Linked DNA regions of Homo sapiens: all the other regions are linked to region 3. A link is an interaction called in ENCODE POLR2A ChIA-PET data of the cell type or tissue named here. Cell type or tissue: HepG2. All regions are shown on one strand. Links, peaks and the distances in the headings refer to the core of each region. The heading gives the core; the rest is flanking DNA.

What was found. Peaks named below come from ENCODE experiments on the same cell type or tissue, not always from the same donor. Only the 100,000 strongest peaks of a DNase experiment are listed, where the experiment ranks them.
Region 1: POLR2A ChIA-PET joins it to region 3 with 21 read pairs; 9 of 35 experiments call an interaction of 5 or more read pairs at or near these places.
Region 2: POLR2A ChIA-PET joins it to region 3 with 23 read pairs; 14 of 35 experiments call an interaction of 5 or more read pairs at or near these places.
Region 4: POLR2A ChIA-PET joins it to region 3 with 39 read pairs; 10 of 35 experiments call an interaction of 5 or more read pairs at or near these places.

What each region holds. Positions count from the first base shown.
Region 1 is chr17:79,991,611-79,998,940 of GRCh38, reverse strand. The region is part of intron 3 of TBC1D16 (TBC1 domain family member 16); the gene reads left to right. Among named protein-coding and RNA genes, the nearest start is that of TBC1D16, 41 kb to the left of the region's middle. RefSeq lists silencers at 5,118-5,310, 7,209-7,268 and enhancers at 4,994-5,865, 4,845-6,044. In HepG2, for the core only: no CTCF peak of the experiment used is centred there; DNase peaks (open chromatin) are centred at 5,160 and 6,460; H3K4me3 peaks cover 1,976 bases.
Region 2 is chr17:79,837,210-79,844,263 of GRCh38, reverse strand. It overlaps CBX4 (chromobox 4), which reads left to right and starts at 4,824. Exons shown (of 5, transcript NM_003655.3): 1 at 4,824-5,081; 2 at 5,210-5,253; 3 at 6,362-6,427. The coding sequence starts at 5,013. RefSeq lists enhancers at 1,697-2,518, 2,519-3,342, 4,987-5,808, 5,809-6,632, 6,665-6,714 and silencers at 4,228-4,937, 6,905-6,984, 6,700-6,994, 7,035-7,054. In HepG2, for the core only: CTCF peaks have their summits at 4,336 (motif pointing left) and 6,809; DNase peaks (open chromatin) are centred at 4,713, 5,532 and 6,833; H3K4me3 peaks cover 2,591 bases.
Region 3 is chr17:79,928,296-79,935,625 of GRCh38, reverse strand. It overlaps TBC1D16 (TBC1 domain family member 16), which reads left to right. Exons shown (of 12, transcript NM_019020.4): 12 at 1-3,283. Among named protein-coding and RNA genes, the nearest start is that of LINC01979, 5.2 kb to the right of the region's middle. RefSeq lists an enhancer at 3,895-4,114. In HepG2, for the core only: no CTCF peak of the experiment used is centred there; DNase peaks (open chromatin) are centred at 2,985 and 3,645; H3K4me3 peaks cover 375 bases.
Region 4 is chr17:79,983,393-79,990,722 of GRCh38, reverse strand. The region is part of intron 3 of TBC1D16 (TBC1 domain family member 16); the gene reads left to right. Among named protein-coding and RNA genes, the nearest start is that of TBC1D16, 49 kb to the left of the region's middle. RefSeq lists an enhancer at 2,005-2,876. In HepG2, for the core only: no CTCF peak of the experiment used is centred there; DNase peaks (open chromatin) are centred at 312, 2,382, 3,112 and 3,762; H3K4me3 peaks cover 1,516 bases.

The sequences.
Region 1 (7,330 bases), core at 2,791-6,790, 62 kb before region 3:
AATTTCATATAATTTTCATGTGTTGTGAAATATTCTCCTCTGGATTTTTTTCAACATTTAAAAATGTTCAAAACCATCCTTCACATGAAACCTGCACGCAGGTGTTTGTAACCACTTCATTCATACGGGCGCGGTGGAAGCAGTCAGGATACCCTGTGGTGGTGGGTGGATGTGCGAACGGTGGCGCTTCCCTGCAAGGGAATATTGTTTATGGATAAAAGGAAATGAGCTGTCAAGCCTTGAGCAGATGTGGAGGATGCTGAAATGTACATTGCTACGTGGAAGAAGCCAATCTGGGCCGGGTGCGGTGGCTCACACCTGTAATCCCAGCGCTTTGGGAGGCCGAGGTGGGTGATCACTTGAGCTCAGGAGACCAGCCTGGGCAACATGGTGAAACCTTGTCTCTACAAAAAAAAAAAAAAAAAATTATAATAATAATACAAAAATTAGCCGGGCATGGTGGCTCACACATGTAGTCCCAGCTACTTGGGGGGCTGAGGCAGGAGGATTGCTTGAGCCCAGAATGCGGAGGTTGCAGTGAGCTTAGATTGCACCACTGCCCTCCAACCTGGGTCACAGAGTGAGACCCTATCTCAAAAAAAACAAAAAACACCAGTCTGAAAAGGCTGCAAGCTGCATGATTCCAGCTCTAGGACATTCTGGAAAAGGCAAAATTGTGAAGACAGTAAACAGATCAACACCTGCTGGGGGCTCAAGAGGAGAAAAAGATAAATGGGCAGATACTGGATTCCAAAGGCAGCGACACTATTCTTTTTCCTTTTCTTTTCTTGTCTTTTTTTTTTTTTTTTTTTTTTGAGACAGAGTTTTGCTCTTTGTGCCCAAGCTGAAGTGCAATGGCACAATCTTAGCTCACTGCAACCTCCACCTCCTGGGTTCAAGCGATTTTCCTGCCTCAGCCTCTTGAGTAGCTGGGATTCCAGGCTCCCGCCACCACACCCAGCTAATTTTTGTATTTTCAGTAGAGACGGGGTTTCACCACGTTGGCCAGGCTGATCTTGAACTCCTGACCTCAGGTGATGCACCCTCCTTGGCCTCCCACAGTGCTGGGATTACAGGCGTGAGCCACCGCGCCCGGCTGCAGTGACACTATTCTGTGTGAGGCTGCAATGATGGACGCCTGCCACTGTGTCTCTGAAACCCCATAGACTGTACAACACCAAGAGTGAACCTAGTAGAAGCCCTGAACGTCAGTTATTACTGATAATGTATCAATATTGGCTCATCAGTTACAGCAAATGTACCACGCAAATGCAAGACATTAATGGTATGGGAAAGTGTGTACATTGAGGGGAAACTCGCTGTACTCTGCTCAGTTTTTCTGTGAACCTAAAATCGCTCTAAAAAAGAAAGTCTATTCATTTAAAAAAGTCTTCGTTCATGGGCTGTACAGAGGCAGAGGGCAGCCTCAATTTGGCCCTCGGGCCATGGTTTGTGGATCCCCCGGTTTAGGCTAACAGTGCCCAATAGAAATGTAACGTGAGCCACCTCTGTGATTTAAAATTTTCCATTAGCCACGTTTAAAAGTTTTTATTTCGAAGTAACTACAGGAAGTTGCAAAAAAAAAAAAAGTACCGGGAGGCCCTATACACCCTTCACCCACTTCCCCCCATGGTGACATCCTGCATAGAAGCATAGTACACTCTCCAAACCAGGAAATTGAGGTTGGTACAGTCCACAGGTCTCACGGGTATTACAGGCACCCATCTGTGCTTGTGTGTTTAGAATCCTGTGCCACTGGGATACATGTAGCTTCCGGCAACTACTACCACTAGCTAGACGCAGAACCACTCCCCCACCGCAGGGTTCCTCCACGCTGCCCTGGCACAGGGCAACCACTCCTCTGTAAGAATTTTACGTAACTGGAACCCTGCATGATGTCAGCTTTGAGATGGACTTTTTTTGGTTCAGCATCATCCTGTGAAGCTCTATCCAAGCTGTCCTGTGTGTCAAGAACTTGTTCCTTTCTACTGCTGAGTAGCAGCACCCCACGGTCCACGCGCTCACGGACTGATGGACATGAACCATGGCTTCCCATTCAGGGGCGACTGTGAATAAAGCTACTAGGAACATTCATGTGTGGGGTTTTGTTGGAACCTAAGTTTTCGTTTCTCTAGGATAAATTCCCACAAATGCACTTGCCGAGTCATATGTGGATTGATTGTGTGATTAGTTTTTTAAAATACGTTTTTTATCTAGTAAAAATAGAGACAGGGTTTTTGCCATGTTGCTCAGGCTGGTCTCGAACTCCTGGGCTCAAGCAATCCTCCCGCCTCGGCCTCCCAAAGTGCTGGGATTGCAAGCGTGAGCCACCGTTCCCGGCCTATGTGCTTAGTTTTTAAAGCAATTGCTAAACTGTTGCATAGAGTGGCTGGGCCGTTTTACACTCCCACCAGAAATTTACGAGTGCCTTGTTTCTCCACATCCTCATCAGTATTTGAGGTTGTCACTATTATTTTTTTTAAGCATCCTGATGGGTGTGTAGTGACATCTCATTGTGGTTTTAATCAGCATTTCCCTAATGGCTCGTGATGTCGAATATCGTTTTGTGTGTTTATTTGCCATCCAGGTATCTGATTCTTTGGCGGAAGATCTCTTTGTCTCTTAAGCATCTTCTTATATCTTAATAATATATATCGAAAGGCTTATGGGGACAACCTTTGGTTGGAGGATTTTGGAAAAAGTCATAATATGATTTATTGTGGCAACCAGAAGCGATAATATTGTTCTAGTGACAGGTAACAACCTGCTTTTTTATTCCTGTTAATACATGATTTCTTTTGTGACTGTAATAAAACAATGTATACAAACGATTCACTGCAATGAAGACAGATACCCAAAGAGACAAAGAGACATCGTCTAATCCATTTTTTGTTTGTTGACTACTGAGTTTTGAGAGTTGATTATACACTCTAGAAACTAGTCCTTTGCTAGATATGAGGATTGCAAATATTTCTCCCAGTCTGTAGTTCTTTTTTTCATCCTCTTAACAGGATCTTGCACAAAGCAAAAGACTTTAATGTTGATGAAGTCCAGGTTATGAGTTGTGCCTTTTATGAATCATACTTTTCATGTCAAGCTCAAGAACTCCTGACCTAGTCCTAGATCCTGAAAGTTTTTTTCTTTTTTTTTGTTTTTGAGACAGAGTTTCGCTCTGTCGCCCAGGTTGGAGTGCAGGGGCGCGATCTCGGCTCACTGCAAACTCCGCCTCCCAGATTCACGCCATTCTCCTGCCTCAGCCTCCCGAGTAGCTGGGACTACAGGCGCCCACCACCACGCCCGGCTAATTTTTTGTATTTTTAGTAGAGACGGGGTTTCACTGTGTTAGCCAGGATGATCTTGATCTCCTGACCTCGTGATCTGCCCACCTCAGCCTCCCAAAGTGCTGGGATTACAGGCGTGAGCCACCGCGCCCGGCCGATCCTGAAGGTTTTCTCCTGTTATTTTCCTAAAAGTTTTACGGGGTCGAGGTTTATTTATTTATTTATTGCCTATGGATGTGCAATGACTCCCGCGTCGTTTGTTGAAGAGGCTGCTCTTCCTTCATTGAGACGCTTTGCTCTTTTGTCCAATATCAGTTGGGCATATTTGTGTGGGTCTTATAGGTACAATTTTTTTTTTTTGAAACGGAGTCTCAGTTTGTCACCCAAACTGGAGTGCCGTGGTGCGATCTCAGCTCACTGCAACCTCCGCCTCCTGGGTTCAAGCAATTCTCCTACCTCAGCCTCCGGAGTAGCTGGAATTACAGGAGTGCCTCACCACACTCAGCTAATTTTTGTATTTTTAGTAGAGATGGGGTTTCACCATGTTGGCCAGGCTGGTCTTGAACTCCTGACCTCAGGTGATCCGCCTGCCTTGGCCTCCCAATGTGCTGGGATTACAGGCTATGAGCCACGGTGCCCGGCCATAGCTACATTTTTACAAGTCAAAAAACAAAAAGAAAACAAACAAAAAGGTGAAAATTTTTGTAAATTACCCAGCTTGTTCAAAATAGTATCATTCCAATGTGGGATCAGTATACACGGCCGCCGATGGGAAGTGTTTTACATTCTCTCTGTTTACCAAGTCCTGGGAATTTCGCGTGTACTTTACACCTAGACCACGTCTCAAGTGTGATGCCACATGTGGCTTGGGGTCACTGCCTTGGCCAGCACGAGTCTACACAGATTGGCGACCTGCTTTTTTGAAAAAACATTCTCGGCCGGGCGCAATGGCTCACGCCTGTAATCCCAGCACTTTGGGATGCCGAGGCTGGTGGATCACCTGAGGTCAGGAGTTCAAGACAAGCCTGGCCAACATGGTGAAACCCTGTCTCTATTAAAAATACAAAAATTAGCCGGGCGTGGTGGCAGACACCTGTAATCCCAGCTACTTGGGAGGCTGAGACAGGAGAATTGCTTGAACCCAGGAGGCAGAGGTTGCAGTGAGCTGTGATCACGCCATTGCACTCCAGCCTGGGGGACAAGAGTGAGACTTCGTCTCAATAAAAAAATAAACAAAACAAAACAAAACAAAATATTCTCTGGCCAGCCCTTCTTCATGGACTCCCTCTTCCTTTGTCCTTGATGGTTGGGCAGCCTCTAGGAGGAGGGGGTTTCATTGCCTCTTGTCGGGGGTTCACAGCCCTGGCACCCCCCCGGCCCTGAGCTGGGATTCTAGAAGTCACCAGCCAGGTATGTCCCCCAAGGGAGCTGGATTCTAAAGAGATGGGGGCGGAGCCAGTGCATCTGGTGGGCCGTCTTAAACCATGCTGTTATTGACTGTCTTCCGAAGGACTGACAGCTCTTTAAAAAGCTGACCTTTCTAGTAAAACTGTCAGGACAGGGAGGAAATAAGTGCCTCAAACCTCCTGAACCAAAAAGAAGGAAGTTCAGGCTCCTGGAGAGGCAGTGCTCCCCAGGGATGGGCGCTCCCTGCATCAGGAGGGCTGTCCAAGGTCAGGGAAATGAAACTTGTCAGCCTTTTCCACCGCAGCTCAGAAACCATTGACAGCTGCTCCGGGAGGCCTTGACGCAACCCCGGCCGGTGGTTGCATGGGGGCTGGGGGCTCCTGGTGCTCTCGAGGGGCTGAGCTGCTCTGAATACACAGAGCTGCCCTTGGGAGGCTCCCGAGCCCCAGCTCTTGCATCAACAGCCCTGGCAGGGGCCTCACAGGCCACGTGAGCTTCTGAGAGCTCTGAGCATGAGGTCACGGGCTCCCAGAGGCAGTGATGTGGCAGCGCCTGTCTCCCGGTGAGTTGGGGAGCTCACACCGTACCTCTGGGGAACCACGCCTGGCTGTTGCAATGTAACCCAGCACCTGATGAAATCTTCCCTGAAAGTTGCAGGTAGTGGGGGCAAAGGACCTTTTGTCTTGCGGTCGAAAGACTCCCGTAGCTGGTTCTGTTTGGCTTCATATCCTTCCCAGCAGAGTAAACAGAAAGGGCATTTTCACGTGGCTCTTCCTTCCAGTCTGAACAATGTTCCCTAAACACCTGCAAGGCAGAGGACACAGGGCTCCTGGTGCCCGTCCACCTAAGTGCCTCCTGGCCTCAGGGAATCTGCTTTGGGGACCTGAAAGTAAGGTTCCCTGACCATCAAGAACAGACAGACACTCAGCCACACTTCTGGAAACCTCCGCCCTTTGAAAGGGACTGGCTGGTGGAAGCAGGCGGCCTGGGGCATATCCCTGACCTTATTACCCCCAGGTGGTGACAGAGATGATCTTTAAGTGTGGGAGCCTGGAGCCAAGTCCTTGGCCACATCCCAGCTCTGCCTGGCTGTGTGCTGGTGGGTTATTACCCTCATTGCCTCAGTTTCCCCTCTGCACAATGGGGCTGGCGCTAGTGCTCCCCACCCCATAGACTGTCATGAGAAGTAGCATCTGGACAGGCCCTGAGAGCAGTGCCCATCTCTGTGCCATCCGCTGGGACTGGTGTTGGCCTGGTACTGTACCGTCTCACCCTTGTGTCCCCAGGAGGGGAGTGGGGTCGAGACCAGCCCCAGGGGTTACATGGACAATGGGGTTACATGGACAAATGCCTCTTGTTACATTTTGTTCACTGGTTCCCAAAATGAGGTGCAGGCTCTGCAGAGAAAGCAGGCTTTCCCCGAGGGGCTCTGGAGCAGAAAGAGCTGTCTCAAGGTAGGTGCTGGGGCTGGGGTGATGTGAGAGCAGAGTTGGAAGTGGGAATGTTCTGGAAGGAGGGAGAGGGCTAGTGGCAGATATGTGGTCACCGGAGGAGGAGCCCTGCGATATATATCAGGCAGGGACAGGGAGAGGAGAGGCGACCTGGGACCCCGAAAACCGGGTGGGTGGTCGCTGTGGCCTCTCCTGGGAGCCTCGGACTGGCGGTTAGGGCAGACTCCAGTAGATTGTAAAGGCATCAGGATCTGTCTTGCTTCTGTAAATATTTAAACACTGGGAGGATTATTTTTGGTAGCTACGGTCTCTCTCCGAGCCTGGCGGGCTGCCGGGACGGGTGTCAAGTGACATCGGGTGCAAGGATACCCCACCCCCTGGCCCCACCGGCCCCAGGCTCCGTGTGTTCACCTTTCCAACGGCCACAGTTTGATGTGGGTCACGGTTTCCCCTTCTAGGAGACGCAGAGAGATGGTCTCGGGCGCGACCAGCAGGGATTCCTCGTCCACACAGTTTCCTGACAGCGGTTGAAAGGGACGGGTCTACGCAGGCCAAGAACAGCAGCGGAGTGTGGGGTCAGGGGCCCAGCGGGGGGCACCCCGGGGAGGGGCCGCCTCCGCCAGACCCACCCCGGGTGAAAGGACGCATTGTGTGCCCGCAGCATGAGGGGAGCCTGCAGAGAGGCGTCTTTGTAGGGTCCACGAGGGGGAAAGCGCTTCCCGGCAGGCGGAGCACACAAGCCAGCCGGTGGCCACGGCCGGGACAGGCTTGTACGCAGGACATTGAGGTCCGGCGAGGATGGGGGGGCCACCAGGCCCCCGGCCCTTTGCAGAGTGTTGCTCGTTTTCTCCCACCCCAGAATTGGGCTTGGCCAACACGGCCCCCCCAACCATCCCCCCACCCCCGCCAGCTGCCCGGAGCCTCTGTGAAGATGGCGGCACCGCCCCTTGCAAACTCCATCTGCGTGGAGGTGGCACTCCTGCTCCGGGAGGGATCCCGGTGCCCAGCAGATGGCAGGCTTCCCCTAGATCAGCCCAGGGCTGGCCGCTGCCTGCGGTGCACGCCCCCGCCCTCCCCCTCCCCGCCCCGCCCCGCCCCACCCCCACCTGCCTGTGGCTGGAGGGCAGCACTGCCTGCGCGCCTCCCCACCTGACCTCCCTCTTGCCTCCCTGCCTCCTTCCAAGCAGATTT
Region 2 (7,054 bases), core at 3,055-7,054, 92 kb after region 3:
GGGCTACGCAGGACGCGGCCTCCAAGCAGCGTCCTCGCGGTTCCGGGCCGCGGCCAGGCCAGGCTGCAGGCCAGCCGGGGAGGCGGAGACGCGCCGGGCCCTTCCGATCGGGCCGCCCCTCGGCTCCGGGGTTGGGGAGAGGGAACTAGAGCGAGCCCAGCTTCTCCGCCAGCGGCGCTCGGCGCCCCCTTTTCTCGCCCCCCTCCCAAGCCAAATACCCCCACCTCGCGCGCGCGCTTAACCCTCGGCGCGCCGCGAGGCTGGGAGCTGGGAGGGGAGTAGCCGAGGGGGAGGGGCGCAGGGGAGCGAGTTGGAGGGGGGCAGTTGCGCTTCGGCTGACGACCACTTCGGGGTCCGCCTAGCGATTTTTATTTCATTCCCTGCCTTGCTGCAGCAGCTCTTGGTTGGAAAAAGGAAGAAAGAAATCTGCCCTGCGAGTGGGCCCCGCTGGGTTTGGGGGCGCGACGGGGACACCCGAGAGGAAAACGCAGGGGCTGGCGTGAAGGGGTGAACCTCAGGGGCACGGGAGAGCCGCGGGGCGACCTTGAGCAAACGAAACCCAAATAAAAACACAGTGCGCCGAGGCCGTTGTGAGCGCGGCGGCGGCGGCGGCGGGCGGTGGAAGCCGTTCCAAAGATCATATTTGAAATATGGATCCCGGGGGCGCAGATCTCCAGGCCGGCGGGGCCTCGCGACTGAGTGGGGGCCGGGGGCCGGGTGGGCTTCTCCGGGCGGGCCTGAGGTGGCTGCCCTGACGTTGGGAGGGACGGACGTCGTAGAAAACAGCGCGTCCCGCTTCGGCGCCTGCGACCCCAGCGTGCCGCAATGCGGAGGCGCGGCCCTGCGGGCGGCGGTGTGGCCCCGAGGGGTGCTTGGGCCCTGCCAAAGGACCCTGGCGTCGCGGTGCTCGGGGCCCGCGTCCCCGTCCGCGCACCCTGTCGGGCCAGTCCGCAGGAACCCCCGGCTGCAGTGCCGCGCGGCCCGCTAGGGTGGGACTCGGGGGCGTCGGAGGCTTCGCCGACCAAATGAAAGCCGAGCTTTCACGGGCGGTGGGACAAAGAGCAGAAACATTGAAGTGGGGACCCGGGGGTTGGGGGGGCACCCTTAGAAACAAAGCCACTCCTCCAGAAGGGTGGAGGGGCGGAGTGCAGGGCTCCCTCACAGCCTCCCCCTGCACGCACAACCCCACCAGTTCCGCTGCCCCTAAGCTGCCGCTACAAGTACGATATGATCAACGCCAGCGCGAAGTTTTTCTAAGGACAAGGGAGAGAAATGAGCGCTTGTTAAAGCCCGGGTAGATTCTGTAGTGGTTACTGGTAAATCCCCTCTCGGTGATCTGCAATCCACCTCCGAGGGCCGGGAAAACGATACCAACTTGAGAGCTTTCTGAGTCGGGGGAGCGACCCGGGAAGCCACAGGCGGCCCGCTCAAGGCAGAGCCCAAATCTGGGTTCCGTGGGCTGGCGGTGGCAATCTCCTGGCCCAGAGCACCCGCTCAGCGAGAAGATTCCCTTAAGAAGTCGTTTATTTCCCCGGGATGGTGCGGGTCATGCCTCTTCCCAGACCGAACACTTAGTAGCCACCCTCCAGCCCACGGCTGTTAAAAGGTTCCCGACCTCTCCAGGGTCCACTCCTTCAGCCTGGCCCCCACCAGGAGCGAGCCTGTGGCTGAGCTAGATAGCAGCTCTCCTCTCCTGGGGCCCCTGAGGGCCCTGGGGGCCCAAACCGAGGTGGCGTCTGGAAGGCTTCAGTCTGGCAGCAGAACCAGGGGCTCGACCAGCCCCTGTCTGGGAGGGGGCAGTATCAAATAAGCAGGCCAGCGGCCCTTCTCGGGGACCTGTGCGGAGCTGGTTATCCGAAGTCGGGGGCAGGAGCCCCAGCAGAAGGCTCTGGGAATCCCAGGTGTAGGGCTAGTTTCTCCTGCGGCTCCCTGGGAGGGGCCAAGACAGCCGGGTGGGATGGTATGGGGCACCCCCCCGGGAGGTTTCCCAGGAAGGGCCCTCTGGGGCATCAGGGGAGCTTCCAGGGCGTCCGCTGTACCTTCCCAGGATTCTGTCCCACCTCCTGGCGCCCATTCGCTCTCCCGCGGACCTGAGCTCCTCCCCACACCGGCTGGCAGGGGTGGTCTAGGGACCAGCCACCGAGGTTAGGTAGGGGCCTCTCTCCCCATCTGCCCACCATCCACAAAGACAAAATAAATAACCACGGAAGGGAAGTCAATTGCTGGTGCTTGTGCATTTCACTTTCAAAGTCGTTGGCAAAAAGGCCAGGAGCGGGGGTGGCCGGGGGCTCCTTGGGCTTCTGAAGTGCTTGGGCGGCCCCTCAGGTAGTCTTGGGGAGCCTCAAGACGCTTCCTGCCGCCGCACAGGCAGCAACAGAAAAGATCCGCTGCACCGACCCCCGCCCCTTCCTCCCCAGCTCCGCGGCTGGCCCAGCCCGGGTCCTGCGCAAACTCGTCGTCGGGGCACCGGGTCCTGCTGTGTGGCCCCGAAGTCCTGAGCGTGGGCCCCTGAGGGGCCTGGGCGTAGTGAGCGAAGCGGAGTCCGACGCCCCTGGCAGCAGGGAGGCTGCAGCAGCCGCTCGGCCTCCCCCGGCAGCCCAGACCTGGACGCCGCGGAAACACCCATTGCAAACAGATTTTCCAGGGGATTTTCAAGAGGGGGAGGGTAGAGTGTCGGGAAGCTCAGCCCCTTCCCGGACAAGGGGACTGGCCGGGACAAAGTTGCTGCAGACCTCCCGATGGTCCGACGGCGCAGACGGCCTGTGCGGCGTGGACGGATGACTGCCACCTACAGCGCTTCCCGCGCCAGCCTCGCGACCCCTCTCCCTCCGCGGTGGAGCTGCCCCGCGCGACAGTTCTTCGCCCTGGGCAAAAATGCCAGGAAAAAGCCAAACACGGCAGGAGAAAAATATTTTCCTGTACACCCACCCAGCTTCTGGTGGCCCCTGAGAGCCGGCCCCCACCCCCCGCAACTAGTCAGGGAAACCAGGCAGGCGTCGTCCCACCTTGCTTGCCCCCCCGCCGCACCCCAACACTCAGGGAATCCTAGGTTTGCGCCTCAAGCTCGTTAGAGATCAGTCGCAAACCCAACACCTCTGCTGTCACCAGAAGACAACCGTCACCCCTACACCCCTGGGGAGGGGCCACGTGGGTCTCGGTGGGTAGCAGCCGCCGGGCAGCAGCAGCCTCCGTGGCGCAAGAGCTGCAAGGTGGTAATGAAATGGAGTCCACGTGTGCGTTCAACACCAGACCGTCTTCGAGCTTCTCCGGGATTCCTGGGCGAACACGAGCCCCGCGCAGGCTCCTCCCTCCCCTGCTCGCCCGAGCCCCCGTGCGGTCCCCAACAGACAGCCGGGTCGCGTGTCAGGGCGGTGGTGGAGACCCGGATGGCTCTTTGCCCGCCCCCATCCCTCGCTCCACTCTCGCTCTGCTTTTGCTCTTTTTCTTTCTCCGTGGACGCTCAGCCAAGGGATTGCGCAAGCCTCCTGCTCGCGGTCCTTCAAGAGCCCGGAGCCGGGGCCCAGACACACCCCAGGCCAGGCGCGCCCCTGCCCCTGCCCCTCGGGCCGCGCTGTCCGCTCCCGGGTCCCCCCACCCCGACCCCACGGAGCTCGCGGGCCCTCGGCGGCGCCCTCGGCAGGCCGCATAGGGCGCAGCAGCTCCACCAGCCGGACGCAGGAGCCGCGCGCCAGAACGCGCCGTCTCGCCGCCGGAGGTGCCAAACTTCACACTCGCTGCTGCTCAGGCCGCGTCAGTCCGGAGGGCCTTGGCTTGGTCGCCTGTCGGGAACAAGGGTCCGCGGACACAAGGCGAATGCGTGGCTCCTCGGCCATTCCGTTCATCTCCCCTTTGCGCTGCCCGTTCGTCCCCCGCTCAGCCTCAAGCTCTTCCCGGCCCTCCCAGCTCCCTGTTTCTAGGCCACTCCCGGGACCCCACGAAGTCCCCTCAGGCCCCCAGGCGGACCCTGGCCTCCCGCGCCCGCTCTCTCTGCCTCCTACGCCTCTCGCCTAGCTTGGCTCTGGAGGCTGCTAGAAACAGGACATCTCGCCCCGTCAATAAGAGGACCAAGTGTAAATTCGGAGCCATTGAGGATCGGGGTGGGATCGGATTTGGAGCCCTTTCTGCCGAGGTTCTTGGGCGCCAGGGCCCCGGGATTGGCTGCTCCTCGGTCCCCTTCCTCGTGCGTTCTTCAATCTCTCCTTGGCACCCAGTCCTCGGCCTTCTCTCCGCCCTGTCCCTTTCCCTCCTCGCGCTCCAAAATGCCCGGAGCCTGGAGGCGAGGCGGGGCCCGCAGTGGGGCGCGAGCTGCCCCTGCCCCATTCCGCCCCCTGCCGGCGGGGCCCGCGCGTCCCGGGGCGCTGGTGACGCAATTCGGTGCAACTGGGAGCGGCGGCGGATGCTTCCGTGGCCCCCAGCAGGGGTCCCGGGGCCGTGAACACTGAGAACGTGCCGCGAGGGGGAGGCCCGGGCACCGGGATGTGGGCGAGGGGTCGCCGCCGAGACCCTTCCGGGCTGTCAAGCTCTCCGCCCGCCTCCGCCCCGGCGGACACACCTCTCCTTCCCGGTCCCGCTCCCTCTCTGCAGCCTCCCTCTCCCAGGCTCGCCGATCCCTCCCCCTGCACCTCCCCGGCGCCCTCCCCTCCGCGTCCCCCACCCGCGCCCTTTCCTCCTCCCCCCGCCGCCCAGGCCCGGGGCCTCCGGTAGGCCCGGCTGCGCCAATCCGCGCCGCGGCCCGCCCCCTGACGCCGAGCTGGGCCCGGCGAGGCCCCGCCCGCTGACGTCCGGGATTTGCATGAGTTCTTGTGCAGCCGCGGCCCGGGCTCAGTTGTCTGAGCGAGCGCGAGCCGGGAGCCGGGGCGGGCGCGGGCAGCGGCGGGCCGGCCGGGCTGTGCGGGGCGAGCGGCGGCGGCGGCGGGGGCGCTTCGGCCGGGGCGGCAGCTGGGCGCCGGCGGGAGCTAGCAGCGTCTGCAGCCGCGCCGGCCGCCAGCGCCCCGGCGCGCTCCGGCTCGGCCATGGAGCTGCCAGCTGTTGGCGAGCACGTCTTCGCGGTGGAGAGCATCGAGAAGAAGCGGATCCGCAAGGTAGGGCGGCGCGGGGGCGGCGAGCGGCGGCCGGAGCGGCCCGCGAGGAGGCGGGGAGGGGGTGGGGAGGCTGCGGGCCGGGCCGGGGATCCCGCGGAAGCTGATGGAGTGCTGTCTCTTCCCCCCAGGGCAGAGTGGAGTATCTGGTGAAATGGAGAGGCTGGTCGCCCAAGTAAGTCGCGGCGGAGGGCGGGGGCCCGGGGGCCGAGGCGCGGGGCTCGGGGCCGCGGACCCGCCGAGCTGCTGGGGGGGTGGGGGGAGCGGACGGGAGGCGGGGTGGAGGTGGGGTGGAGGGAGGAGGGGGTGGGGAAGTCGGTGGCAGGCACTGGGGAAGCCGAGCCGCCGAGCCCGAGCCCGGCGCCCTGTGTTGTGCTCCGCTCTCCGGGAAATGCCATCACTAATTTATGCACTAAAAGGAGCCGGAGGAGCTGGAGAGACGCGGGGCCGAGCCGGGGAGGCCGGCGGAGGGAGGGAGGGCGCAGGCACTGACTGATGTGCAGCAGAAAATGGCTCCTTTCCCCTTTCCCTCCACCGAACGGCTCCATATTGCAAAACCAAAAAAAAAAAATTAAAAAGCGACGAAAATGCAATTGTGTGCCTTCTCCCTCCTAGTGGTGCAGGGAGGGGAAGAAGAAAGGCAGAAAATGTTGGGAACTGTCACTGCGGCGCTTTTGGTGGAGAATTTTTTTTCTTTAATTTGAAATGCGAAGGCACCGGATGGAGATAGACGCGCAGGCACACGCACACTCACACACACACACGGAGGCATATTTTTGTGTTGCTGAGTATTTGGGGTTTGCTCGCCCGTGACAGCGGGCTCCTGGGCCACGAGGGGGTGTGGGGGGGACGCTTGGCTGTTGGCTATCGGATTAGGGGTCAAATGGAGAACGGCTGAAGCCCTCGCGGGGACTCGGGGCTGGGGAGAGGAGGGGGACTGCGACTTTGCATTTCGGCTGCTTTGCACGCAGGGTTCCTGGTGAGCAAAGTGGCTTTGGAACATGTCGCAGTAACATGCTTAAAATTCTTGACAACTGCAAAATAAACTGCTAGTTTCATTTTCCTTACCCCTCCCCTTTCTTCCTGCCCTTGCGTGTTTATTTGAGGGGGGGGCTGTGTATCAGGGACTACGTCAGGCCTGCGGAAATCTACCTTCCACATCCACGGCTAAATGTTCATAAAGACAGAGTAGGGCCTTATGTCACTCCCCACCTGGAGGCCGCGGCAAAGGTGGCTTTTTTTTTTTTTTTTACACCGTGTCCCCCTCCCTTTTCCCTTGCAAGATATAACACGTGGGAACCGGAGGAGAACATCCTGGACCCCAGGCTGCTGATCGCCTTCCAGAACAGGTGAGCGTCCCCCACGCAGCCACCGCCTGCCACCCGTGACCGTATATGGGAATGGCAAAGTGGGCGACGCAGCAATAGGAAAGGGGCGTGGAGGGGGCTGGTGGGAGCCCCCTCCCCAACCGGCCTGGATGGGCACGCTGCGGCCCCAGCTCCTCTAACCAGCGTCCTTGGCGGTTGCTGCAGCTTGGGGTGGGGGCGGGGCAAGGCCAGGGAAGGCCAGGCTTGGGTTTTGGGGGAAGTTTGGGAAGGGTGTGTGTGGGTGGCCATGCAGCTGCCCGGAGAACTTGGGGCTGTGCCTGGTTCCCCAGGGGCCCCTCCTGTTGCAACCTGGGAGCCCCACCCCCGGAGCCTAGGTGTTGCTGTCCTGCAGCCACTGGCCGCTTGGCACCAGCACCTCGCGGTGCAGCTCTGAGGGAGCTGGCATTGTGAAACCGCCCGGACGTCATGGAACTGAACTTAACCTGTTGGCGGCTGGAGGAAAGTTGACATGGCCTTAAAAGCTGCACCCGCACACCCCAGGGAATTTAAGCTTGGTCAGGAGTAGATTCCATAGGGTGCTGGGTTGCCCCCCGCCCCGGACCCCACTGGGCTGTTTGGCAGGGCAGGGCCACCCACCCTCAAGGCAGG
Region 3 (7,330 bases), core at 1,931-5,930:
CACGCTGTACAGTGCCTCTGGAAGGTGCGGTGGGACTTGCTGGGTCAAAGCACGGCAGGCTCTGTGCTGGGCAAACAGGGCCCCGTGGCAGCCCAAGGGCAGCCTGCAGACGCCAGTGTGCCCGGCTTCTCCCATGTTCTGAGATGGGGGAGGGGAAGGTGTAAAAGAGAGCTGGATGGGGGCTGTGGGGACTGAGGGTCCTGGGAGGCTGGCCAGGGGCTCAGCAAGCGCCCACTTTGGGAGGCCTTGCCCTCTGGGCTGTGGTTGGACAGCACTAGGCCTGCAGGCTGGGCTGCCAGGAGGAAGAGCAGCTCCGGACCTCAGGCCCCCCCAGCAGGCGGCGATGGAGGGTGATGGGAGAATTGACGAGTGCTCGCGGGGTCTCACTCGGGAAAGGGCCGGTTAACTCTGAGCAACTGGGAGCCTCGCTCCCACCCCAGTGCCTGGAAACACAAACAGTATTTTATTGAGCCTTGGCTGCCGGGGCTCTGGTTTCAGGAAAAGCCTCAGTCCTGCATTTGTGAATTTTTAAGGAGGCAAACAAGGTGAATTTGACCTTCCTAGGAGTGGGAGTTAGGGAAAATTCAGGCTGCCCTACCAAGCCCTTGGAACCGTGCAGCAGGGGTCAGGGGAGGGATGGGCAAAGGCGGTTTGGCCCATGGAGCAGGTCTCCTGGTCCTCCCGGAGCACGGGGGGCGGGGAGCTCCAGCTCTTCATCAAGCGCCCTTTGGGGTTTCCAACTGTTTTCTGTTGTTCTCTGTGTGTCTTTTCCCCTTTTGCCTGGGGGCGGGGGCTGGAGGGGAACATACCTCTTATCTACATCACTCGGGTCTCATGTCTGAAGGGCCTGTCTCACCTGCCACCTACCTGGCCTTGGCCTCGACATCTGAGCGCCTCATCACCTCCTCTCCACATGCCCAGGGGTGCCCCTCCCAAGGCTGGCTGGGCAGGTCCCACGGACTAGGCCCCAGGAGGAGCAGTGGGCTTCCCCCAGGAAAGAGCAGAGCCAGCACTGCCTGCCTAGGGAGGGCACCCACTACCAGGCATGGCTGGTGGCTCCGTTTAAAGAAATCTTTGTCCATGTGGGAGTGGGAGGTGCTTCCCCATCCTGCCTGGAAGCCACGTCCTGGCTCTTACCGTGGACTCTGCAACAGCCGTGGTGGCCACATGAAGATGGAGGAACCTGGTGGCTCAGGGGCCCCTGATGTCACCGCCTCCAAGGCAACGGGACTGGGCAGGGCAGCTCCTCAGGAAGGATGATCCCACCTGCACGGGTCAGCCCTGCAGGGGGACAAGGCCCACCACAACCCCACCTCAGGCCACCAACTGGACCTGTCCTGCCAAGAAGGTCCCTTCCAATTTGTCCGGCAGCTGGTTCCCTGGATACAGCCCAGACGCAGCATCATCCTCATGTTCACCTCTGCTGTGCCCTACTTCCCCCGTAAATGACAACTGTGTAGTCACCCACGCCGGGCAAGAGAACATAGGTGCCACCTGGCGGGCCACACTTTTCAGGGGCCGTGCCTCGGGCAGGCCCGGCTCTCTGTTGTCCCGCAGCCCTCAGGGCTGGCGGTGGCTGCTCAGTGCCTAGGGAGTGCCCTTGCCACACAGCTGGGCAGCGAGCATGACTCAGCGTTTACACTCAACCAGCCGCACAGGCTCCAGAGGGGAAGTTCTCTGGGGTCCTTCTATGAGAGAGCATCCTGTCTGCAGCCCTGTTCTGGCTCCTTCCACATCATTCATGCATTCATCCCACGAGGACTATGGTACCGTGGGCTCGCTCTAGGGAAGCAAGGCAGGAGCGCACTGGGGCTACTTGGATTCCCGGGGCAGACACATATGTACCCTGCACACCCTCAAATGAGCAAAGCCACCCCACTGGCCCCTGGGTGAGGCCATGTGGACCCCCACACCTTTGGGGCCGGCTGGGCAAACCTTGAACCCCCAATTTCTGCGTGGCCTTTGGCTGCCCTCCTTCTCCAAGGCGTGACTCTTACTCCAGAGACTCAGGCGAGCACGTGTCCCTTACCTTATTTTCTCTCAATCAAACTGAAACCCATTGTGATCCCCCATAGTCCAGTGCGGTCTCTGTTATTATTACGGGTGTCTCCCTTCCTCCCCGTGCCCAGGACAGGCCATGAGCCAGAGATACAAGGGGCCCCAGGCAAGATGCAGGGCTCTCTGCTCCTGGCTCTTTATCGTCGTCGGGACACCCTTTGTCCAAACTCAAGGAATCCCGGGAGGTCTGGCTTTGCCGCTTTGGCTGGGACTCAGGTACCTGGGCATACCTGCATCTGTGCCCCCTCTTCGTCCCAGTGAGACGGACCCTCAGTATCCCCCCCAACATAGAACAGGAAGGTCTCAAGCCAGCCCCCTCCTCCAGTTCAATCACCCTCCCTCACATCCACCCAGAGAAGTCCAGACCTGTGGCCACTTCCATGCCCTCTCCAGACCAGGAGACACCTGCTGCTGACCTCGTGGAAAACTTAGATTTTGACATTCTGATGCTTCGGAAGTGGTGGCTCCTCCTCCTTCACCCCTCCGCCACCTGTGGGCCTCCTCTCTGCATCTCAAGAGAACAACCAGATCTTTGGGCTCCTGGGGTGTGTGCCATGCAATTTAGACGAAGTGCTTTGAAAATATGCCATTCAGTCTCTGACTAGGAAAATAAGTCTGACCTGATAGGTCCGATGTCATCAGCTCTTCAACATGAGACAAAAGAGGGGATTTTATGTTTTGAGTCATTAGAATGATATAATAATTTTCTGAATTGACATCTGGATGTTGAAATTAGGATGGTGCAAAAGGGGTCCAGGGCCTCAGGCTGGGCGCAGCAGCCAGCTCCCAATGACGCAGAAGCTGCTTCAAAACCCCCTCAACAAAGAGGGGCACATGCAAGTCACCAAAGTGGGAAGCCTTCACCAAGGCCACACCCAAAGTCTACTGATTGTCTGTCCAAAGTTCGTTGATTCCTGGCCATGAACAAGCACAATAGAAAAAGACACAGGGTCCTAGTGGCTACAAGTCAATGTGAATTGGCACATGGTCTAGCAGTTTTAAAATCTGACAGTAGAGTATGGCAATGGGCAAGGGCCAAGAAGTCCTGAGATGGGAGGTCAGCGCTCTAACTGGGCTCAGTGGAGGTCTGTGACCAGTGTCTGGACACTAGCTACAGGGGACCGGGCAGAGGATTCTGGGCAGAAGGAAAATGTCTAAAAGTACTTTGGGAGGGTAAAGGACAGGGGCCTTATTTAAAATAAAGACTGAAGGATAATAAGTGTCACCCAGGTTTGTGGATTATTGGAGGGGGCACCATCTAGCCATTCTCCACTTTTCCAGTGTGGAGAACCTGGGCAAAGGCGCCAGTGGTCACATGAGGTGCTGCCACGGGGCGGGCTCTGGGAGACCCACTCTAGACCGCTGACCTCTTGGTGCCATCCATTCTGCCTCCTAGAACTCTGGGGTTCTGAGTGCGTGCTCTTGGTGGGGGCCTTCCTCTTTGTTGGGAGAGCCGCTGCTGAAGGGGCCTCTCCCTCTGGCCCAGGATGTAGAGGACACGTGAGGACTACACAAGTGCAGGGGTGGGTGCGGGGGTGGGTGCGGCTTTCCAGCCCTCGCCTTCACTGCACTGGAAGCCTGCTTTCTGGTGTGACCTTTGGGTTCCCTCTCTGCAAGCAAACAACCAGCTCAGACAAAACCAACCATGACCACATCTCAGGTGGGTGGCACCTGGGTCACCCTCCCACCACAGCCCCTGGAGCAGTTTCCAGGTACCTGGCCTCCACTGTCTATTCCACTCACCTCCTGCTGATGTGGACAACTTTAGAAATAAAGTACCAGGGACCCCAGACCACTAGGCAAGAGCCCAGGTGCCCCCTGGGAAATGCCACCACCCACCCCAAGAGCAGGGTGGGGTCTAGCTCCTGAAACAGTCTCCTCTGGGCAAGTGCTGCCTTTCTTCAAAGTCCAGGCGCCCTCTTGGTTGTTGGATAAATCCCCAGGTTCTGCCCCATGATTCATGTAGACGGGAGTTTCCCCCGGTTCTCTGTCTTTCTGCCTGGCTGGGCCACAGATGAGTGCCCCAACCCGGCAGACAAACAGAATTGGACTTTTAGGGTCAGAGGCAGCCAGCCTGAGATGGAGTAGGGTGGGGGCTGGGGAGGGTGTTGGGACCCCGGGAAGGGGATGAGGACATTCCAGGGGAGGTGAACTGTTTGTTTCCCTGGAGGGTTAGACAAAGAACCGAGCTCTTGCAGATTTTGCCGGAAATGCAACTAGAGCTATTGATAGGGTTGAGGATGGGGTCTTTCAGGGTGGGTGAGTCCCTGGAGCTGACTAAAGATTAGTGTTAGTGCAGGTCAGATGAGGAGCTGCCCCCACAGGTGTCGCTCCAGGTGCCCACAGCAGGGACAAACCCCCGCCGACCCCCTGCCCCACGGGAGCTGGTTGCAGCTTCCCCTCCGCCTCCCCCACCCCACCTCTCTCTGTCCCTTCCCCCGTGCAGTGGCCTCAGGGTGGCCACCCACCTGCTCCCAGGGGACGTGAGAGTGTTAGCAAAAGCACCATGCCCTTCCCCTCCACCCTCTGGAGCCTTCAGGGCAGCCCCAAAGCGGTCCCAGTGTCTCTGAAGGGGCTGGGGACCCGGAGTCTGAAATTCAGCTGATGGGTCACCAAACTGGCCTGGCCTCTGAGCCTCTGCACCGATCCTCTCACCCCATCAGGTACCTGAAGCTGATCCAGGACACCAAGGTCTGTTTGTGTGGGGGGGCTGCCAGCTCCCCAGAATCTGGCCCACGATGGTTTTGATTAGAGGAAACACCCCACCAGAAAGCATCCCAGAGATACCTAGAGACCCCCTGTGGCTTCCCCAAAGTGTCCCCTCCCCTCCCCACGACCTGAGAGGCTGCCATGCCCACGGCACGGGCCCCCTGGGGTGCTGTCCTTTCTAGAAAGCAGGTTCCAAAGGTGGGGTTCGGGCCTACTTGGCACAGGGAGGCTTAGACAGAAAGCGGGACTCCCCTCTGCCACGGCCCCCCAGACCCCGGCCGGCTCCTCGCGAGGCTGGACCCGCCTCCCCACCCCCTCCTTCGTGCGGTCCTGATGAAGGCGCCGCGTTTTCCGAGACGCAGAACTGCTGTGGGGTGTCTGCAGAGCCCGGGCTTCTCACCGGGAACTGCTCTCCTGGGACGGAGGGCGGCGGAGGCCTCCCGGAGCCCCCGGCCCACCTGAGGCCTTGGGGGCGGGGTCCGTGCGCCGCGAACCCCACCGAGCCGGGCAGGAGGAGGCGCATTTGGGCACAAAGGGACCTCGCGTCCTCAAAATAATCCTCGCCGCTAATTCCCATTCCAGCAGGAAGAGGCCGGCGCCGCTCACATCCACCCCATTTTCCGCGGAAGGGGCTTTGTTGCTTTTCTTTTGATTTCACCCCAGCGGGCGCGCGATCCCGCCCGGCACACGCCTGGCCTCCGAGCCGCTGCGTGCGGTTCTGCCCAAGTCGGGGAAGGAGGGGCGCGCAGAACGGGAGAGGGCTGGAGACGGGCACAGAAGGAGAGGAGAGGAGAAGAGAGGAGGGGAGAGGAGGGGAGAGGAGGGGAGGGGAGGAGAGGAGAGGGGAGGGGAGGAGAGGAGAGGGGAGGGGAGGGGAGGGGAGGGGAGAGGAGAGGGGAGGGGAGGGGAGGGGCGGGGTGCGAGAAGGGGCAGCAGCCCCCGGGCCCAGTCATCCAGCCACGTCAGGTGTGCGTCGGGTAAAGGTAGTAACCTGGTGGCGGTGACGAGGAGGCTGGAGAACGTGCAAGAGGAGGCCGAGCCTCAGAGTCCCAAAAGTCGGAGGAAACTCCCCACCTCCTGGAGCCTCCCACTTGCTGTAATTCCCTGCAGTGACCCACCCCACCCCAACCAGGGCAGCGAAGGACCCACCGGGCCCTGGCCCCAGGCCCCTCTGAGCCTTCCACCCACCCTGCCCAAGCCCTCACCCAGCCCAGCCCTAGAGCCCGCCTGTAGCCGGGACACCGCACCACTCCCTCCACCCTCACCCTCAGCCGCCAGCCCCTGTCTGTCCCTGTCCAGCCCACCCTCTCTCTATAAAACCTGAGCAAAGGCAGGAGACCCTCCCGCCTCAGAAGAGCAGCAGCACCCCGGGCTCCCTGCAGCTCTCTACGGGGCGGGGGTGCAGGAAGCCACAGCGGTGACCACCAGGGCCAGGGCCCAGCAGGCTGGGAGCTGCTGGCGGAGTGGGACAGAGTCCTCACCAACCGAACCGAAGTGCAGTCTGTCTGCCTGATGGATCCCTTGTCATGGGGACCCACAGGCTTGCAGGGCCTGTTTTTCTTGAAAAGAAGGTTTATTTGGGTCACTCTTAGGAGTTCATGCTGCTCTTTGGCCTTCGGCAGCTTGGCTCGGCCAAGCTGGAGCAGGAGGAGAGAGACCAGAAGACAGGCAGCCTGCGGGCAGGCTCAGATCCTGGGCTCCGTGCTCCCACAGTCTGACTCCAGCCCCTCGCCCAGACCCTGGCCCCAGCTCCCAGTGGAGGGACTGCCCGTCAGGGTGGGTTACTCGGCTCTTCCTTCTTGTGTGGGGTAAAGGGACCTCCCTGTCCAGTGCCACGCCCCTCCCAGGTGGCTGCAGGAGAAACCCCCCAGGGGCAGATCATCAGATGGCCCGCCTGTGTGAATAGGCCTCCTTGGGGAAACTCCGGAAGAATTGTTAAATATTTCAAGGTGGGAAGGGGACGTCAAGGTCATCAAGGCCCACTCCAGGTGGGGCATGACCCTCCCTGCTTTGGGCTGCCTTTTCTTTCTCCAGGGCGTGAGGAGCAGGCCATGTGGTCTAGACTCACTGTGTAGCCTTGGACGTCATGTCTGCCCCCTCTGGGCCTCAAGACGTGCCACCTCCATCCATGGTGGGGGAGGCTGGTGGGGGTCCCCAGCCAGACCGTTGGGTTTGGCCCTTGCCTTGGGAGGTGAGGGTGGGAGGCTAGGGGAGTGCTGAGCTCTGGGCTGTGTCCTGCTTAGCTCCCTCCTTTCCTGGAGAACGGTAGGAGCACACATTGAGCACCTGTTGCATACTAAATAGGAAGAGGATTTTTTTTTAAGAGGGAGCAGGCTGGGGAAGGGGATACTTGTTCTTGTCCCTGTGGATGGGTAGGAGCGGAAGCTGTCACAGACAGATTAGGGCCACAAGGGCCAACTTCCCAGCACCTGCCCCTTCCTCCCCTCCCACTCCCACTTCCCCATTTCACCCCCACTTCACTTCTCCCACATCTTACTCCATCCCCTACCTCATTCCCCATCCCACGCCCCCTACTTGGCTGCCCCCACACAGGACCACCTCC
Region 4 (7,330 bases), core at 141-4,140, 57 kb before region 3:
CTTCAGTTTGGGAAGAAGGAGAGTTCTGGAGATGGGTGGTGTCATGGTTGCACAAAAATAGGAATGGTATAATGCCACTGGGCTCGACGTTGAAAACGGTTAAGGTGGTGAATTTTATGTTATGGACATTTTACCACAATAAACAGAGAGAAGGAAAAATCAGTTAAGACCTTTTAAGGTGACTGGGACTGTGAGACTGGTGCACGTTTTCCCATCCTTTTGAGAACTGCCTTCTTGGATTAGGTCTGTAAGCCTGTGTAGGTTGTCCCCACCCCAGCAATTGGTCGTGAACTTCAAGCATTGGGAAATCACGTGGGAGGTGGCTGCCCAGGCTCACCTCTGCCCGGGCTGCAACAGGAGGCTCTCATGGGGCAGGTGCTGCGCTGTGGCCAGAGTGCTGGCCGGGGGCGTGGGCTCCCACCACCTGGAGCCGGCCCCTCGCTGGCTGGGCGCCCGAGACCCGTCACCGCACACGCCTTGTGAGGGCTACGGCTGCTGTCCACGCGGCTAGTTCAGGCTGAGTTGAAGCCTCCGTCCGAGCAGCTGAAAGTCAAATCTAGTCGTTAGACTCTGAAAGCTGGTTCATGTCAGAGACCTGACATGGAGTGTGGGAAAACCTTGACGGAAGCTTCCAGAGCCTGGCAAGATTAGATCAGGAAGTAACACTTTACCTAGTGAGCTTAGAAAAATAGACTCTCCCTGTTGTCTTCTGGGAACTGGGAAATCTGAGCGCAGGTTTCTGGGCATGGATGCTGCACACAGGCCTGCCCCTGGGGGTGGGCAGCAACACCCCAGCCACCCCAGGAGGGTGGGGACCCCTCGGCTGACTTTTGGGAATCCAGAGGGGGTCATTACAGAAGGGCTGGCGCTAGAGTGGCCATGAGGGTACAGTGGGTCCCTCTCCGCACCCCTTGACCCCAGTCATCTTTTCAATACCGTTCTCTGGTGGGACTTGCGAGGGCCGATGCTGAGGCTGCTCTGCTTGTGCAGAGAGGACATTCGTGTATTTGAGGATGTTCGTGTATTTGAACAAAGGTTGTAGTGTCTTGGCCTCTCGGCCTTTGGCATTGCCAGGTATCTGGGCAGAACCAGCTAGAGCTGCTGGAGAATACATGAGCAGTATCTAGAACAATTCCGAACTCCACAAGGCCAGTTTGCCATGCCAGACTGTTGGGAAGAGGCAACGACAACTCGTATTTATGACTCTGTCCATGGCAGGCAAAGCGAACCGTGGCTTTTCATCCTGGAAATACCCCAGCACAGTGTTTTTGTGGGAGCCTGTTACTCAAAGCAGGCACAGAGTGGAAAAGGGCCCGATCAAGGCCACAGTGTGGGAGCTGTCAGAGCAGGGCAGGCCCGAGGCCCAGGGCTCTGCTGAACCAACCACCAGTGAGAGGGGCTTTGATGCGTCCAGTGATAAAACCCGTCGGGCAGGTCCTGGGAGGGATTCTGGCTTTGGGGACTTTGCTGTGCTTAAGTCATGGGCAAAAGTTCCTGCGCTGGCCAATTTTGTTTTCATCGAATGTGGGGATCCCTGTTCAGGGGGCACACGGTGCTGCATTTGAGGGTCTTGAGTGGTCCTCCACATTTGGGGTGTCCTTTGGGCCATGTGGAGCCCTGAGAAGGATTGACAGGTGTTTGGGAGTTTGTGTTTGTATCTTGGACGATGGAGGAGTTTCCCTAATCATGGTGTTTTTTCAAGTTAAGAAACTTCCTTTGGAGAAGCCGTTTTCTCTTTTACTGATGAAAGGCTTCTTCTCGGCAGGAGGACTGAAGGTGCTGGGTCCTGAGGGAGGGCCTGGGGCCGGCGGGCAGGTGCGGGTTGGGGAGGGTGGCACCGTCCAGCCCAGCAGAGCCCAGAAGACGGGACCAGGCTGAGGACTTCCACGGGGCTGGCCGGGCTACACAGCACCATGCTTAGCGGGATTGGACTTTGATTTTCTGTGGCTCTAACTGATAAAACAAGCAGGGGCCTTCTAAGTTTTGCTTTGAGGTTGACTGCCAATTAAAGAGCCAACATCTGGTGCATAGGACCCTCCAGAAAAAGTCTTTTTGCCCTTAATGTTAATTTTTTCCCCTTTGTTGGAGTTGATTTGTTAAGTTGCTGGTGTGTGTTGACAACTGTTTGGTACAGAACGCAGGCACGTGCGTTCACCAGGACCCTGGCTTGCCGAGCGGGAGGTGGTCGACTGTGGACTCTGGGCGCGTTTGACTTTCAGCCATGGTCTTATGATTGGGCAGCTTCCGTCCGGTTGCTGCCCCCTCTGCCCCTTGGGCATACGCCCAGTGGAGCTTGGACCTGACTCATAGCTCTCTACAGTCGACAAAAGGAAAATGTTTCAGTTTGGGTAAATCAGCCACAGCTGGAGCCAGGGAGAGGCCCATGGGCTGGTGACTTTTCAGGGTGGTGGTGTTTGTTCAGCGTGTTGTTTTGCTCTGTGACTTTGGAGAGTGCATCAAAGGCTCGGCGGACGCCCACTTGCCGAGGAGCCACGGCCCTGGCTGGTGGCCAGGCAAGCACCTCCCAGGTAGGCGTCAGGGGAAGCATCCAAACTAGTAAATAAAACGGCTTCTGGCAGGACGTGCTATCATCCCCCTCTCCCTTCTAAACACACACACGCTTTCACAGAGAAGAACTTAGAAGTATTTCGTTTGAATCAGAAGGAAATATTGAATATCGTCTCATTCTCCCCCACCTAATTTTTTTTTTAAACCACATTCAGAATTGCTGGGCAACCTCATTTCCCCACATTTAGGATTCTTCCCTCGAAATCTCATGCAGGCGTAAAATCCGAGAGCCTCGGAGGGTTTTTCTGAGCCTCTGCATCTCCCAGCACCCCGCCCCCACCCAGCACTCATGTGTTTGTCTGCTTTAAAAGCTTCAGGATGGGAAATTCCTCACCAGCCCGTAAGCCGCTGTTTGTAGGAGCCCCTAAACTCTGTGGAACCCAAATCTCCCAGTACTGACTTAATTCCCTTTTCCCTGAGAACCAGCTCCCTGCAGCACCCAGGGTTCTGCCCGCAGAGGGAGGCTGTGGCTGGGAGTGGAAAATGCCCAGCCAGGGGCTACCTTCATGGGGACATTCCCTACCCCCATCCCCACCTTCATTCGGAAAGAGTCATGACTCCTGGTCACCAGGCAAACTTCTGTACCTGCTTATTCTGGTTTAAAAATAGGTCAGGCATGATGACTCATGCCTGTAATCCTAGCACTTTGGGAGGCCGAGGCAGGAGGAGCGCTTGAGCCCAGGAGTTCAAGATCAGCCTGGACAACATAGCGAGACCCCATCTCTATAAAAAATAAAAAATTTAGCTGGGCGTGATGGCGTGCACCTGTGGTCCCAGCTACTCGGGAGGCTGAAGTGGGAGGATCGCTTGAGCCCAAGAGGTGGAAGCGGAGGTTGCAGTGAGCTGTGATGTCACCACAGCACTCCAGCCTGGGTGACAGAGCAAGACCCAGTCTGAAAAAAAAGTAAAAAAAAAATTCCTTAAAGAAATGCTTATTCCCCGCTCCCACCCAGACCGAGACGCTCTGGAACAATTTTCTCCAGTGCTTGAGTTTGGGATGAGGGCCTGGAAAGACCATCCAGTCTCCTGCCCCTGGTGGGCAGCCAGTTCTGCCTTGGGCAGCGACACTGGGCACAGCCCGTGACCCATCCTGGCCCTGATCTCTTCTGGCTCTCAAGGGAGGTTCTGTGGCCCCACCTCAAAATTCAGGGTCCCTCTGTGGAAACAAAACATATCCCAGATGGATTTGCTACAAGGCCATCCCGGGAAGGGAGCCAAGTAAACACAGCAGCAGAGACCGGAGGGCGCGAGGGGACGGCTGACCGCAGTCCAGCTCCTCCCATGCATCACGCCCTCCCACCGGCCCGGCCTCAGGCTTCTCGTTCACCCCCATCTTCCCGTGGACCTGATCGGAGGTGTCATCTCCCGCTGCGGGCTGAGGCTCTGAGGAGGGCCGGGTGTGTAGAGCCTTCCTTGGAAGGGAAAACCCAACCAGGATGTTGGTTTCCGAGAGGAAGCCCGTTCACCCACCATGGTGGCTCTGCCCTTTAATAAGAGGCAAAGAACTCGGGTGCTGCGGGTACTGGTCACTCTGTCAGGGCAGACATACCCCTTGCCGTTCATCCTTCAAAGGCCAGGCTTCGGCAGGGGGCGGCACGTGTGGTCTCTCTTTGGCCTTTTCTGGTGGAAGGTCCTGGGGTAGGGAGTCCTCACGTGGTTGCTCTGCAGGGAGGGGCCCTCCAAAAATAATCCCGGGGCCTCTTACCCACCACTGCAACGCTGACGATACTGCACTGAGGAATCCACTCTTGAGCTTTGCTTTGAAACGCTGCACATTTGCGTCTGCCCAGACTTCTGTCTAAGAGGTGCTCAGAGATCACCTTGCGTTTATGAAGCGAACGTGGCCTTGGGATATAGACCTGGGGCCCCAAGTCCAAGACCAGTGAATAAAGTGAGAGATGGCTTTGCCCCAAGTGGGTGAGGTGGACCCAGCACCCATGCTTGCCGCCTCCTGCCCTCCCTCCCGCACTTTGGGACCACGAGGAAATTGGCACTGCAGTGATTCATGCAGCTGCTAATCAAAAGCTTTTATTTCCTGATTATCTCTCCGTTTGAGGGATGGCAGATGCCAGTGCAGTCAAAATATAAACAGATTCTAGTCAGGACCTTTCAAAGCAGACACCAGCCGTTCTGAAGAGCGGAGGGCCGCGCCCCTTATGCCGCCTGGCAGAAGAGTTTCGTTGGGAAAAATGGTTTTTCATAACCTTTCTGCTTTCTTATTTAAATTAAGCTTTGCCGGGAGAGTTTGGTAGTAGCAGAGGGCCCCTGATTTGGTCCCCTTTGACCTCCACAGCCTTGATTGGCAGTTTGTTGTGGGCATTGAAGTTGTGGCTGCGAGGTGGGAGCCAGCAGAACAAATACTCTAGGACAGCTGGGCATCCCCGAGGACCCAGCCGAGGGGGGAGTGTGCGCAATTAGAGAGGTCTTCACACAGAAAGTTAATTAGCTACTAAATGGCATTTAGCACAGTTTATGAGAATTGCATGTTTGAAAAGCAAATGGAGATCAATGCGGAATGGCTGCCACCGGATGGGGACCCTTGGACCCAGCACCAGTCTCAGGGCCTGGGATGCCCCCCACCCCGAGCGTGAGTGCCAGGCCAGTGCCCGCTGAGACTGGACTGGGAGATGCTCCTCGAGGACCTGCCTGGCCTTGGGGGGCAGTCCTGCTTCGCACCCACAGCCGAGCTTCCCTGTCCAAAAAAAGTGAGTAAACACGTCTTCAGTTTCGGGGAACTGTGTCTGCCGTGGCCTGGATAGTGACTCCCTTCCCCGCAAATTCATGGCCACTCAGAACCTCAGAATGTGACTTTATTTGGAAATAGGGTCTTTGCTGATGGGATCAAGGGAAGGATCCAGTTGAGGTCTTCCTGGATTAGGGTGGCCCTAAATCCAACGGATGTCTTTAAAAGACACGGACGGACACACAGACACAGGAGGGGCAGGGAGATGGAGGCAGAGATGGGAGTGATGCTGCTGCAGGCTTGGGGGCTTCCAGGATCCAGGACGAGCACCTCCAGCTGGAAGAGGCAGGAAAGACTCTTGCCTGGAGCCTTCAGAGGGGGCGCGGCCCGACTAGCACCTTGACTTTGACCTCCAGAACTGCCAGACAATACATTTCTGTTGTTTTCAAGCTTCTGGTCTGTGGTCCTTCATTACAGCAGCCCTGGGAAATGCTGTGTCACCACCAAAACGCAGCCCCCAAAACATAGCCCCAGCTCCATCGCAGGGCTGTGTCCGAAGCTGGAGGATGGTGGGGTGGGTGGGGGGGAGCCAGAGGGAGGCCTTAGGACCTGCTTTTTGTTTCTGTTATGATCTGAGGTCTGACTTCAGTGTGGTCTTTTCACCTGCTTGTCTTAGTTCCCTGTTGATCCTATGGAGGGATTGCTTGGGGCTATTTTTGTTTTGGGGAGGGTGGTTTTTGCTCTTTTTAACTGTTTTTTTTTTTTTTGCCTTTACTGTTTTCCATGTTTTGGAGGGCTTTTGTTTGTCTCCTTTCCTTCCTTCCTTCCTTCCTTCCTTCCTTCCTTCCTTCACTCCCTCCCTCCCTCTTTTCTTTCTCTTTCTTTCTTTTTCTTTCTTTCTCTCTCTCTCTTTCTTTCTTTTTAATTATAAAAGTAGCACCTGCTCCTAAGGAAATTCTGGGAGATAGGGAAAAGACAAAAGAAGGGTGTGAAGCCCCACCATACCCAGCTCACCACCGTTAACTTTTTGGTGTATTTCCTTCAGCCTTGTGTTTACTTTTATTTTTTATTTTTGCTTCCGATGCCTAAGTTATTTTACAGAGTTGTAGACAGGCAGGCTGTATATAAAATTCACTTTCTTGGTTTAAAATTTTTTTTGATTTTAGGCCAGGCACAGTGGTTCACACCTGTAATCCCAGTGCTTTGGGAGACTGAGGTGGGAGCATCACTTCAGGCCTGGGCAACATTGTGAGATCCCATCTTTACAAAAAAGTATTGAAAAATTGGCTGGGCGTGCTGGCAGATGCCTGTGGTCCCAGCTACTTGGGAGGCTGAGGCAAGAGGATGGGCTTGAGTCTGGGAGTTCAAGGTCAGCCTGGGCAACAAATGAGACCCCCGCCCCCCCACCCCGCCATCTCTGTAAAAAATACAAAATAAATAGTCAGGTGCTGTGGTGCCTGCCTGTAGTCCCAGCTACTCAGGGAGGCTGAGGAGGGAGGATCCCTTAAGCCTGGGAGATCAAGGCTGCAGTAAGCCGAGATCATACCCCTGCACTCCAGCATGGGTGACAGAGCATGACCCTGTCTCTAAATAAATTTAAATTTTTTTTAAATTTTGTCATATTTGATACATGCCAAAGAATATTTGTAGCATGTAAACCATGAAACACAATCATAAATGAACCCCGTGACCCAGCGCCCCCTGTGTCTGAACTAGAGCTTCCTAGGAGGCCAGTGCTCCACTCCTTCCTCCCCAGTCTGGTCGTTCCGTGCCCCGGTCTCCAGAAGGAACCACCTTCCGGAATGCCGTGGGCGGCACTTCCTTGCTCTCCTAAAGCAGGCTTTGCACACATGTGCACTTCTCAACATTCTGCCTTGCTTTGAGCCCTAGGAAAGCGTCCCCGTCTTTGTAGCCGTCGGTGGCTCAGCTCCCCGTGCCTGAGGTGCTGCGGGTGCTCACTCCAATAGGGGGACACTGTCTCCATGGCTGTTCCCCAGGTTGTCCACACTCCTGTTGATGACCATGTGGTTTAGTTTGGGTTTTTCTCTGTGAATGATGTCACCTTGACAGCTTCTGTGC